2 separate regions of the Homo sapiens genome follow, and region 2 is linked to region 1. The links are chromatin contacts, found by Hi-C or POLR2A ChIA-PET in ENCODE. All regions are on one chromosome and are shown on one strand. Each heading gives the region's core, a stretch centred on a gene start or an enhancer-like site at or near the end of the contact. The rest is flanking DNA. Distances are from core to core; before and after follow the strand shown.

Evidence for each region. Hi-C counts contacts between places; a loop is a spot of excess contacts on that map. ChIA-PET counts read pairs that join two places held with the same protein, here RNA polymerase II (POLR2A). Pooled maps may share reads with other maps.
Region 2: a map of PC-9 shows a loop between it and region 1 (5-fold over the local background). The contact joins two enhancer-like sites. A Hi-C loop is called at or near these places in 3 of 168 maps with a recorded cell type or tissue (Calu3, PC-9 and mammary epithelial cell) and 1 of 50 pooled maps. POLR2A ChIA-PET finds 5 or more read pairs at or near these places in 3 of 52 experiments (BJ, HEK293T and MCF 10A).

Annotation. Positions count from the first base shown.
Region 1 is chr9:86,718,900-86,724,165 of GRCh38, forward strand. No RefSeq gene overlaps it. Among named protein-coding and RNA genes, the nearest start is that of LINC02834, 13 kb to the left of the region's middle. Within about 2 kb of position 2,597, at least 12 of the 41 ENCODE cell types and tissues checked have a DNase peak (open chromatin) inside an H3K27ac peak, as active enhancers do; they include PC-9 and mammary epithelial cell, where a contact is called at or near this core.
Region 2 is chr9:86,765,434-86,770,699 of GRCh38, forward strand. No RefSeq gene overlaps it. Among named protein-coding and RNA genes, the nearest start is that of LINC02834, 60 kb to the left of the region's middle. Within about 2 kb of position 2,183, at least 5 of the 41 ENCODE cell types and tissues checked have a DNase peak (open chromatin) inside an H3K27ac peak, as active enhancers do; they include PC-9 and mammary epithelial cell, where a contact is called at or near this core.

The DNA.
Region 1 (5,266 bases), core at 1,347-3,846:
TTGGAAACTTGTCCAGATTGTTTGAACTTTTCGTCTGGACCGTATTAGATTCTGTGTCTCTGAGAGCAAGTTCATTTATATCGTGTACATTTCTCAAGCTACAGTGTTTCAGTGTTTTTATCAACGGCTTGGCAAAGATGACACTGAGACACTCAGTCTTTAATGTAGGTATGTCTGAATATCGCCAAATGTCCTCAGGCTTCGGTGGGTATTTGAGAGACATGTTCAGGTCATTCAATTCATCAGAGGGACATTTTCTGCCAATCAAAAGTGCCTTTGAGGGATTTCGGTGGTCAGTCTCCAGTCTTCTCAGTCAAGTGGTGTCAGCCTAGTATAAAGGGTTGTGCCATAATATCACGGGACTCGTGGAATAAGACTTTTTACTTCATTGTTTGGAGACTTCAGAATGTTTAAATGTAGACCCAATAAGCAACACTACTTTGTGCTTTGGTTTGAACCATGGGAAACTGAGTCGAACAGCAGATAGTCAACTTTAGCTCCTCGTGATTCTCTGGAGAGTCAGGGTGACAAGTCATGAAGTTTCAGGGTACTAAGTACATTTTTAGTGTGCTGAGTCTGGAGGAGGCTGGAAATGGGCTTTAATTTCTTCGTCTCACTTAATTTTGTGTACCACTGGACACACATGGGGTGTGGCAAATGGAAAACAAGTAAGCTTTTATTTTAGTTGTGCCATGGGAAACTGGGTTCAACCATGTCTGCTCCATGTTTGTTCCATGGGCAAATGGAGTTACTTTTGAGGAAATATGTGCATTAGTTATCTATTGCTACATAACAAATTACTCCAGAATTTAGCAGATTAAAACAACAGTTATTATCTCACAGTTCTGCAGATCAGAATTCAGGAGTGGCTTAACCGGGTGGTTCTGGTTCAAAATCTCTCACGAGGTTGCAGACAAGGTGTCAGCTGGGGCTGCAGCCCTATGAAGGCTCAATTGGGGCTGGAGTGTCTCCTTCCAAGATGGCTCTGTCCCATGGGTGTTGCAAGAGGCCTCAGCTCTTCGTCACTTGGTGTCTCCATAGGGCTTCTTGAGTGTCTTCATGACATGGCAGCTGGCTTCCTCAAGAGCAAACCAAGTGCATAGGTTTGCATGCACACTCACGTGAGAGAGTAAGAGAGAGAGAACAAACAAGAAGTCACAATAAATTGACCTAATTTTGGAAGTCACACAGTTTCGAAGTGGGCCTCTAAGTACAATCTACTTTTAAGGGCAGAAAAATTAATGTCCACCTTATGAAGGGAGGAATATCAAAGAATTTGTAGACATATTTTAAAAGCAGCACACCACGAGTCTCAGAAGTCATTGACATGAATGTGAATCTCCAGTCTGTCTCTTATTCATTGCGTTGCTGGGGACAAATTGATGAATCTTTGAACTTCAGTTTAGTCATTTATGAACTGAAACTCAAAATACCTACACTGCAGTGTTATTGATAGCATTAGAAATTCTGCTTATAATATATCTCAAAGAGTTCCTAGCCTAAAGTTCGTGCTAAATAAAGAGTAGATATGGGGATGATAATGACCGTCATGGGGATGATGATAAATAACCTTGGGTAAGTGACACAGTCTCTTTGCACCTCATTTGGTTTATAATATGTACACCATGGAACTGTATCAAGAATAAATACTGTAATTTATGGAAAAGAAGTTCCTGGCAGAAAGTATATTAATTTCCCCACTCTTTTGAAGAAACACCAATAAAATGATATTTTGGCTGTTTTTGTTGCTACAATGCATCATGTTTAAAAAACCATTAACGTCATAAATATTAAAATTTCTAGAGCACAACCACTGGAAAAAATAGAGGACTCACACCGTAAAATCCACTGATCTAGACAAAAGTGCTCATCTCTCCATTAGAGCAACGATTTTCTTGTGTGATTTATTGCACTGATTGGTGGTTCTGTGTCAGCCGGTCCTTTCTCGGAATTATACCTTGAGATGACATTTATCATGTCCCCTAAAATACACACTTACACACACAGATACACATCAATCTGTCATTTAGTACATTGCCATCATCCAAAAATAATTATTCTCTGGATGATGACTTGACTGGATATGAAAATGGATGGAAAATATCATAGAGTGAGGCATTTGATGGCAGATGCTTTTTCACTCTTTCAAAATGATGCTTTGCCGGGAAGCCAGCGGGACTTTTGGTATGATATTGGGGTGAAAGAGTTGCCTGGTGTTGCGTAGCTTCCCAATGGGGCGATCAAATCTCAGAACCCAAGCTCAGAACAGTAGCAGAGTGGCCCAATCACCACTATTTTTTTTTTAAGCTGGGTCCCTTGTCTCCCAAAAACCATTTAATTGAGCAGTTCCTGGCAAGGTTACTCCAGCAAAGCACTGTCTACGTGTGGTAATTTCAAGGTTCCAGGAATTTAAGATAATGTTGGCAAAGCTACCATTAATTTGAGGAGCAAGGGAAAGCAGTGTTGTAACAGTGATGCAAATGTGGGAAGAACTAGGAACAAAGGCCATCATGTTCAGGTCTCCCTTCCTTTCCACCTCCTTAGTCAAAGGCAGGGTGGGTGGAGAAGGTTCCAGTTTTCCCTGGAATGAATTGTCAAGACTTTCCCCTCCAGGCTTGAAACATGTTCCCCTCTGAGCCACTCAGCACTTGTCAAACCGGTCTTTACTTGAAAGACACACGGCATCAACATGAAGGTTGTCACATAAGTTCCCCTCTCCCCAGTTTCTGAGGGTTTTGAAAGATGTCACATCCTGCCTCTGGAGCCAGCAGAGCAGAGTCTGCAGCCAGTCCTGCAGGGGAAGCTGCCAGGGGGCCAGAGACCCCCCCCCCCACCCCCACCGCCCCCCGCTCTGGAGAGGGTCCCTGGCTGGTTTCTGTAGAGCAAATGAAGGAGAAAACTACAGACAAGGCAGGTGAGGGGAGACAAAGCAGGCAACAGGAGAAGTCAGTTTTATGGAGCTTGCAGACCTGAGCTCAAATATTAAAAATGCTTTCATCAGTCTTCTTAATCCAAAGAAATTCTTTTTGGCTTAGATGGGAGGAAAAATCAGTCCCTTAAGGGGAAAGCAAGAGGAGAAGGAGGTAATAAGGATGTGAGTCAGACGCAGGGAATTGCTGGCAAATGCATTCGTTTTGGGAGGCAGAGGAGGACTGTTTTCAAGCTGCTCTAACGTTACAGGCCACTGATAACACCCGCCTGCTTTTTATTGATTTCTCCCTTTAGTTATTAAAAGGTTTGATTCCATTAAGTGGGGGAAAGGTGAGGAAAAAAGAGCCATTTTTTTTTCATGCTTATTTTTTTCTCCTCTGGGGAATAAGCGGCACTTGGGCTCCAAAGCTGTGTTTTTCTTTGGGTTTTGCCTTTTAATAGGGGTTGAAGAAAGTGGTTATAGACATTTGAGGGGAAATAAAGCCTGTGGTTTATTAACAGGGCTGGTTTTAATCAGCAGTGATTTGACTAGGGTAACATTAGAGCTGCAACAATGATAGCTGATACTATGATTTTCTATGCTTTTAACCCCAGACTGAAGTCTTGTGGGTTCATGGACAGAATTCATTTGTTCCCCTGGCCAGGCTGTGGGGAGGAGTGTTCTGTGACAGCCTCAGGTAAGGGGAGGAGAGGGCTGGGGACTGGGGTAGATGCCTCAGGGGTTCTTCCCTGCTGGAATTCCAGCTGCTGGGAAGCAAGCTTCACAGATGGAGGGTTTTGAAGGACCAAAATGGAAGGTGGGTTTGGGACCCCATTTGGCCACTCTGTGTCTAGATCCAGATGGATAAATATTCATGAGCTTATCTTTCCAGACCTGAGGCAAAATCTCAGATCATGACACCTTACACTCTTATTAGGAAAGTCAAGAAAGAATAGGCCACTTCCCAGGTGGAAGGCTGCTCTCAAGTGAAACCTAGTCTTGTCCTACCCAGGATGAAATCTTTCGGAACTTTCGCACCCAGCCCATTATTTACTATAGCCACTGCCAAATCACTGCTAACATCCCAACAAATTTGGGATAAAGATCAAACTCCTATATTAGTCACCAATTATGATTTGCCATCTCTGCAGCCAGCAGTAGCAACAGGATTTCTGGGAATGTTCTCTTTAAAAGTAAGACACTTTATTTTTCAGCATATTTTCTAAAAAAGGAGAAAAAGAAGATCAACATTTACCCGTGTCAACTACAAGACCTGCCTGCTTTGAAGATGAATAAGGTCATTTACAAAAGCTTATGGAGAGGCCCATGAGTGCGGGGCTGATGGGGGGAGTGTGAGTGGATGGACTCAGCCCCCAACAGTCCTCTTGATTTTCTGTAACATTCTGTGTTCATGTGTTTACATATATACAAGCTACTCTTCCCAGCAGTAGAAGAGTGCTTGCTCTCTTGCTCTTGTTCTTCTGCTGTCTTGTTCTTGTTTCTTGTTCTCTTGTTGTTGTTCTCCCAACTGAGAAGCACTGACCAATCCCCAGTCTCTCTCCCTTGGTGCCCCGTGTGAAAGGGGCAGGTAAACAGGAGATGGTGCCTGAGATGAGAACAGAACCAATATGTGGTACAGGGAGGAATCTGAGAGGTCCCCTAGCTTGAAGTCAGAGTTAACTCACTCCACCCACCCCCCATCTCTTGCTTCCTCCTCCCCCTCCTCCCTGACCACATCCCCTCCTATCACTCTGCAGTGGCATCTCTTGAAGGAAGTGCTCACTTCACAGCAATAACTCCCTCTCGGCAGCTGCCCCTGCCCCTGACTGCACGAGGTGACCTGCAGGAGCCAGGTCTTACCATCCTGGCTGAGGAGTGGATGCCCAGCTCTGGAGCAATAGATTGTCTGTCTCAGGAATATGAGATCCTGGGACTCACAGAGGGCAGGATTTGTTAGCGTGGAGTCCCATTAATGACAGTATTCTAGAGCAGTAGTTGCCAAGCATTTTTTTTTCCATTATGCTTGGGTGAAAAAAAAAATGGGACACATGTTCCTAATATGTTTATATTTATAGGTTATCTACATGTATTACTATTACTAGCTAATATCTCAAGACCTACTATATACTTAAGGTTTTTAAAATGGAAGGTAAATATGGCCCAGTAGTAATGAGCACACTTAGCACCCAGATCTTAGTTTCTAATACTGTTCTCCAGTGAGGAGAACCACAACTCACTGGACAAATGTGTGATCCTAGGATTGGGAAATGAAAGGAGCATCTTATAGTCCCCCAAATAAGGAATTGCCCAAACAATAACAAGAACAATATCGTAATATTAATAATAATGGGGAAT
Region 2 (5,266 bases), core at 933-3,432, 46 kb after region 1:
GTGTGCAGGTACATCTGTGTATGTGTGTGAGCATGTATGTGTGTGTGTCTGTGTGAGACAGTGTGTGACTGTGCGGAATGTGTTTGTGTACATGAGTGTGTGTATGGGGGGGAGTATGTGAGTGTGAATACCTGAGTGTGTGGATGTGTCTGGGTCTGTGTGGGGAGAATATGGGTGTGAGAGTGTGTGACTGCGTGACTGCATATGTATGTGTGTTAGCGTGTGCATGAGTGTGTGTGAGTGTGTGTGGATGTGTGCATGCTGCCCAGGCTGGAGTGCAGTGGCACGACCTGGGCTCACTGCAACCTCCATATCCCAGGATCAAGCGATCCTTGTGCCTCAGTAGCTAAGACTACAGGGGTGCACCACCACATCCAGCTAATTGTGTTGTATTTTTTAGTAGAGACTTGGTTTCACCACGTTGGCCAGACTGGTCTCGAACTCCTGACCTCAAGTCATCTGCCCACCTCTGCCTCCCGAAGTGCTGCAGTTACGGGCATGAGCCACCCCGCCCGGCCTGGAGTGGGAGTTCTGTCCACCTCAGGGTGGGAGGCTGTGGCACAGCTGCGTCTCGCTTTCCCCCAAACTGAGGAAGAGGTTTCCTGTCTGCTCTTGGGCAGAACTGAAAACCTGAGGCTAGGAGAGTAAGGACGCAAAGAAGTTGGAGAGTGGGGATTCACCTGGAGGGTGACAAGGCACACAGTGGAAGCCTGTGGTGGGAGGGGACAGCAGCAGCAGCTGCAGGAGGAGGGGCAGGACTCACCTTGCCCATGCAGGCCTGCAGGAGGAAGCAGGGGAGTGGGAAGGAGAGGGTCACAGCCGAAGGGATTCTTCAGTTCCAGCAGCCCATGAACTGGCAAGAGGAAACAAAAGGGGAACAACAACGCTTCTGTGGGATGAAAGGCTGGTGAAGCAGAGCGGTTGAAGGCTTGGTCTGGAAGCTGGTTATGATAAAACTTTCACATGGTTGGGAAGAAACCCTGGGCCTCACTTGCTGTGTCCCCCAAATGTTTCTTTCCCTTCCCAACTTGGAAATAAATGAAGGCACTGTGTGGGGTTCTCTGACATTCACTATCTCATAGTCAAGCCTCACAAATCTTAGGACCGTTTTACAAAAGGGGAGATTGAGGCTCACAGAGATGAAGTAACTTGCCGAGGGCATAGGGTAGGGTCATAAGCCCAGGTCTCGGGGACGTGCCTGGGCAATGGCAGAAAGTCCCCCTTGCGCTTTTCTTGGGTAGTAATGTAGATATTCTTAATGTCAAAGGGCATCTTCCTCCTCTTGTGACACAAACACCAAGTGCTTAATTTGGAAACTGTCGTAGACACTAAAATCCACTGTCTCATTTGTTCCTCATGATCTTGCAAATTAGCTATCATTACCCCATTATCTGAAGCAAACTGAAGGGACTTCTCCAAGGACACACAGCTATGTCATGCTGGAGCCAGGATTCAAACCCAAACCCATTTTGCCCATGCTCTGGTCTACTGCACTATCCTGCCTTCCTCATGGGAGAAAGGGCTCCTCCCACTGACTCCCTGCCCCCCTTTTGGCTCTGCCCACGAAAGGAGGTGCATTGCACCCATGCAACAATGCTCATTGCTCATTACTCACGGCCTCCCAGGCCTCCCAGTGATTAAGCCCTTAGAACTTCCCTTCGGCCGCGGGTGACATCATTGCATAATTAAGGTGACTGTGATGCCCAACTGCGTGCACCAAACAAAGGTTCCTTGTTTTAATTTATCATCCCAGCTCTCCTTGTGCAAGACTGAGCTCCAACTGGTAATTAAGGGAGACGGTTTAACCTGGCTGAATGAGAGCAGGGCTTGGGGCAAAGTGGCAGAAGGGTGACCCAATGTCAACTCTTAATTTGATATGGTAATGAGGATACCAATAAAAGATAATAAGGAGTAGGCTTACCCCAGAAAGAGGAGAGCTCAACACTAATCTGAAGCTTTCCTTTTATGTAATTTTCTTGCCAAGTAGCTAAAAAGATTTTTTTGTCTTCTTTTATTTCTCAGCTGACCCTTTGATGGAGCTACTACTGAGCAGTCACATGCCCTGAAGTTGGTCACTTTCTACCCAGAGCATCGTGTTAATGCACATAGATTCTGCAACACAGGCTACAAAGATTCAAAGACAGCTTTGCTGTTTGCTAGCTTTGTGACCTCAAGCAAGTTACTGAAATTCCTGTCCCTCCGTTACTGCATCCATAAAAGGGCAGTTGCAAAACTAGTACCTGCCTCATCAGGGTGTTGTGGGGTTGAAAGTGAATTAATATGTGTTCGGTCTCGAGGTCAGTGCCTGTTGCATAAGCACTTTGTATCTGTTATTATTGCCTTCAAAACTCTCTTCACTGTCTGTGTACGACTTTCCAGCGTCTTGCATAGATTAAGTGTTTAATAAATATCTCTTCATGACATTTTATGTCTTCCCCTCTTCCCTCTCTTTGTCCTTCTCTCTCCACAAATGGGGACCTCATTTCTACCTTCATACATAAAGGGAAATATGGAGCAGACCCATTAGTTTGCAAGTACAATGAGTTAGGAAGGGACTCGCCCCTCGTAGGGTGCAGAGGCCAGGTGAATAGCAACTTGGAGTATGGTAGCCGGATAGAGAAGTTGGTTGGGACATGGGCTTGTATTTAAAAAGCAGCTAACAGATGAGGTTTTCACTGTCTCTAGGAATTGACCAAGCCTGGGAGGAACAGTCCCTCCAGGGCCAGCAAGACCTCAGAGGTCAAAACATCAGAATGCAGAAAATGAAAGACATGGTTTACATACTCTCTTGCTTTCTCCCCTTCTGAGAACTGTCAGTTGCCTTAATATAACTTACATTCAGGAGACTCTCAAGGGAGGCTAAATTGTACAGCAAAGTTTGTTTTCTTTATTGAGCTGAGCTCCCTTGAACCCGCATAGCTACCTGGCCAGGATGGGGACTCAGACCTCACCAGGGTCTGCCAGCTGGGGCCAGGGCTGTGCCCTTGGGTGTCTCCTCGGAGAGGCATTCTTCACCTGCATCTACTTGTCTAAGTAACACCTCTCCTTTGGGGTGAACTGTAACCTGCCTCATCACTACCTTTCCCAGCTTCCCAACACTTTCCCAGTTACTTCGTTGTTTCCTCTCCTGAATTTCCAGACTATTTTTTCTATTCTTCTTCTTCTTATTTTTATTCCAATAGTTTTTGGAGTACAGGTGATTTTTGTTACATGGATGAGTTCTTTAGTGGGGAATTCTGATATTTTAGTGCACCAGTCACCCGAGCAGTGTACATGGCAGGCATATGCCATCTTTTATCCCTCACTCCCCTTCCAACCTCCCATCTGTGAGTCCCCAAAGTCCATTATATCACTCTATGTTTTTGCATCCCCATAGCTTAGATTCCCCACCTATATTTGAGAACATACAGTTTTCTATTTCTGAGTGACTTCACATAGAATAATGGTCTCCAGCTCCATCCAAGTTTCACAAAATACGTTATTTTGTTCCTTTTTTATGGCTGAGTAGTATTCCATTATAACCACTCTGTCAATGGGCACTTTGGTTGGTTCCATATCCTTGCAATCGCAAACTGTGCTCCTATAAATATATGTGCACATGTCTTTTTCATATAATGACTTATTTTCCTTTGGGTAGATACCTAGTAGTGAGATTTCTGGATCAAATGACAGTTCTATTTTTAGTTCTTTAAGGAATCTTCACACTGTTTTCCATAATGTTTATACTAGTTTACATTCCCACCAGCAGTGTAGAAGTGTTCCCTGATCACTGCATCCATGCCAACATCTACTGTTTTTTGATTTTTTGATTATGGCCATTCTTGCAGGAGTAAGGTGGTATTACATTGTGGTTTTGATTTGCATTTCCCTGATGATTAGTGATGTTGAGCATTATTTTCATATGTTTGTTGGCTGTTTGTATATGTTCTTTTTAGAAATGTCTATTCATGTCCTTTGCCTATTTTTGATGGGATTATTTCCTTTTTTCCTTGCAGATTTGTTTGAGTTCCTTGTAGATTCTGGATACCAGTCCTTTGCCGGATGCATAGTTTACAAATATTTTCACCCACTCTGTGGATTTTCTGTTTACTTTGCTGATTATTTCTTTTGTGGTGCAGGAGCTTTTTAGTGTAATTAGATCCAATTTATTATTATTATTATTATTTGCATTTGCTTTTGGGGTCTTATTCATGAATACTTTGCCTAAGGCAATGTGCGGAAGAGTTTTCCCAATGTTATCTTCTAGAATTTTTATGGTTTCAGGTCTTAGATTTAAGTCTTTGATCCATCTTGAGTTTATTTTTGTATAAGATTGTGGGGGGGGGGGGACTTAGTTCCAAAAGATAGGGGAAGAGGAATTCCTGCCTAAATTGTTCTATGAAGCCAGTATCACCCTAACAACAAAACAGGAAAGGATATAACAACAACAACAATAAACTATAGACCAATACCCTTGATGAAAACAGATTCAAAAATCCTCAACAAAATACTATCTAACTGAAGCCAACAGCACATCAAGAAGATAATATATCATGATTAAGTGGGTTTCATCCCAGGGATGCAGGGATGGTTTAACATATGGAAGTTAATAAAAGTGTTGCGTCACATAAAGAAAATTAAAAATAAAAGCCATATGATCATCTCAATAGAAATGCAGAAAATGAATTTGATGAAATCCAACATTGCTTTATGATAAAAACCCTCAACAAAACAGACATAGAAGGGACTTACCTCAAAGTGATAAAAGCCATGTATGACAAACACACAGCCAACATTATACTGAATGGGAAAAAGTTGAAAACATTCCCCTTGAGAAGTGGAACAAGATAAGGATGCCCACTTTCACCACTCCTATTCAACATAGTACTGAAAGGCCTAGCCAGGGCAATCAGGCAAGCAAAATAGATAAAGGCCATCCAAATTGGAAAAGAGGAAAACTGTTGCTGTTCACTCATGATGTGGTTGTATACCTAGAAAACTGTAAAAACTCATCCTAAAGGCTCCTAGATGTGATGAATGAATTCAGTAAAGTCTCAGGTTACAAAATCAATGTATACAAATCAGTAGCACTGCTATACCTCAACAAAGATCAATCTGAGAATTAAACCAAAAACTGAATCCCTTTTACAACAGCTGCAAAAAAATAAAATACTTAGGAATGTACTTACCCAAGGAGGTGAAAGATCTCTACAAGGAAAACTACAAAACACTGCTGAAAGAAATCACAGATGACACAAACAAATGGATACACATCCCATGCTCATGA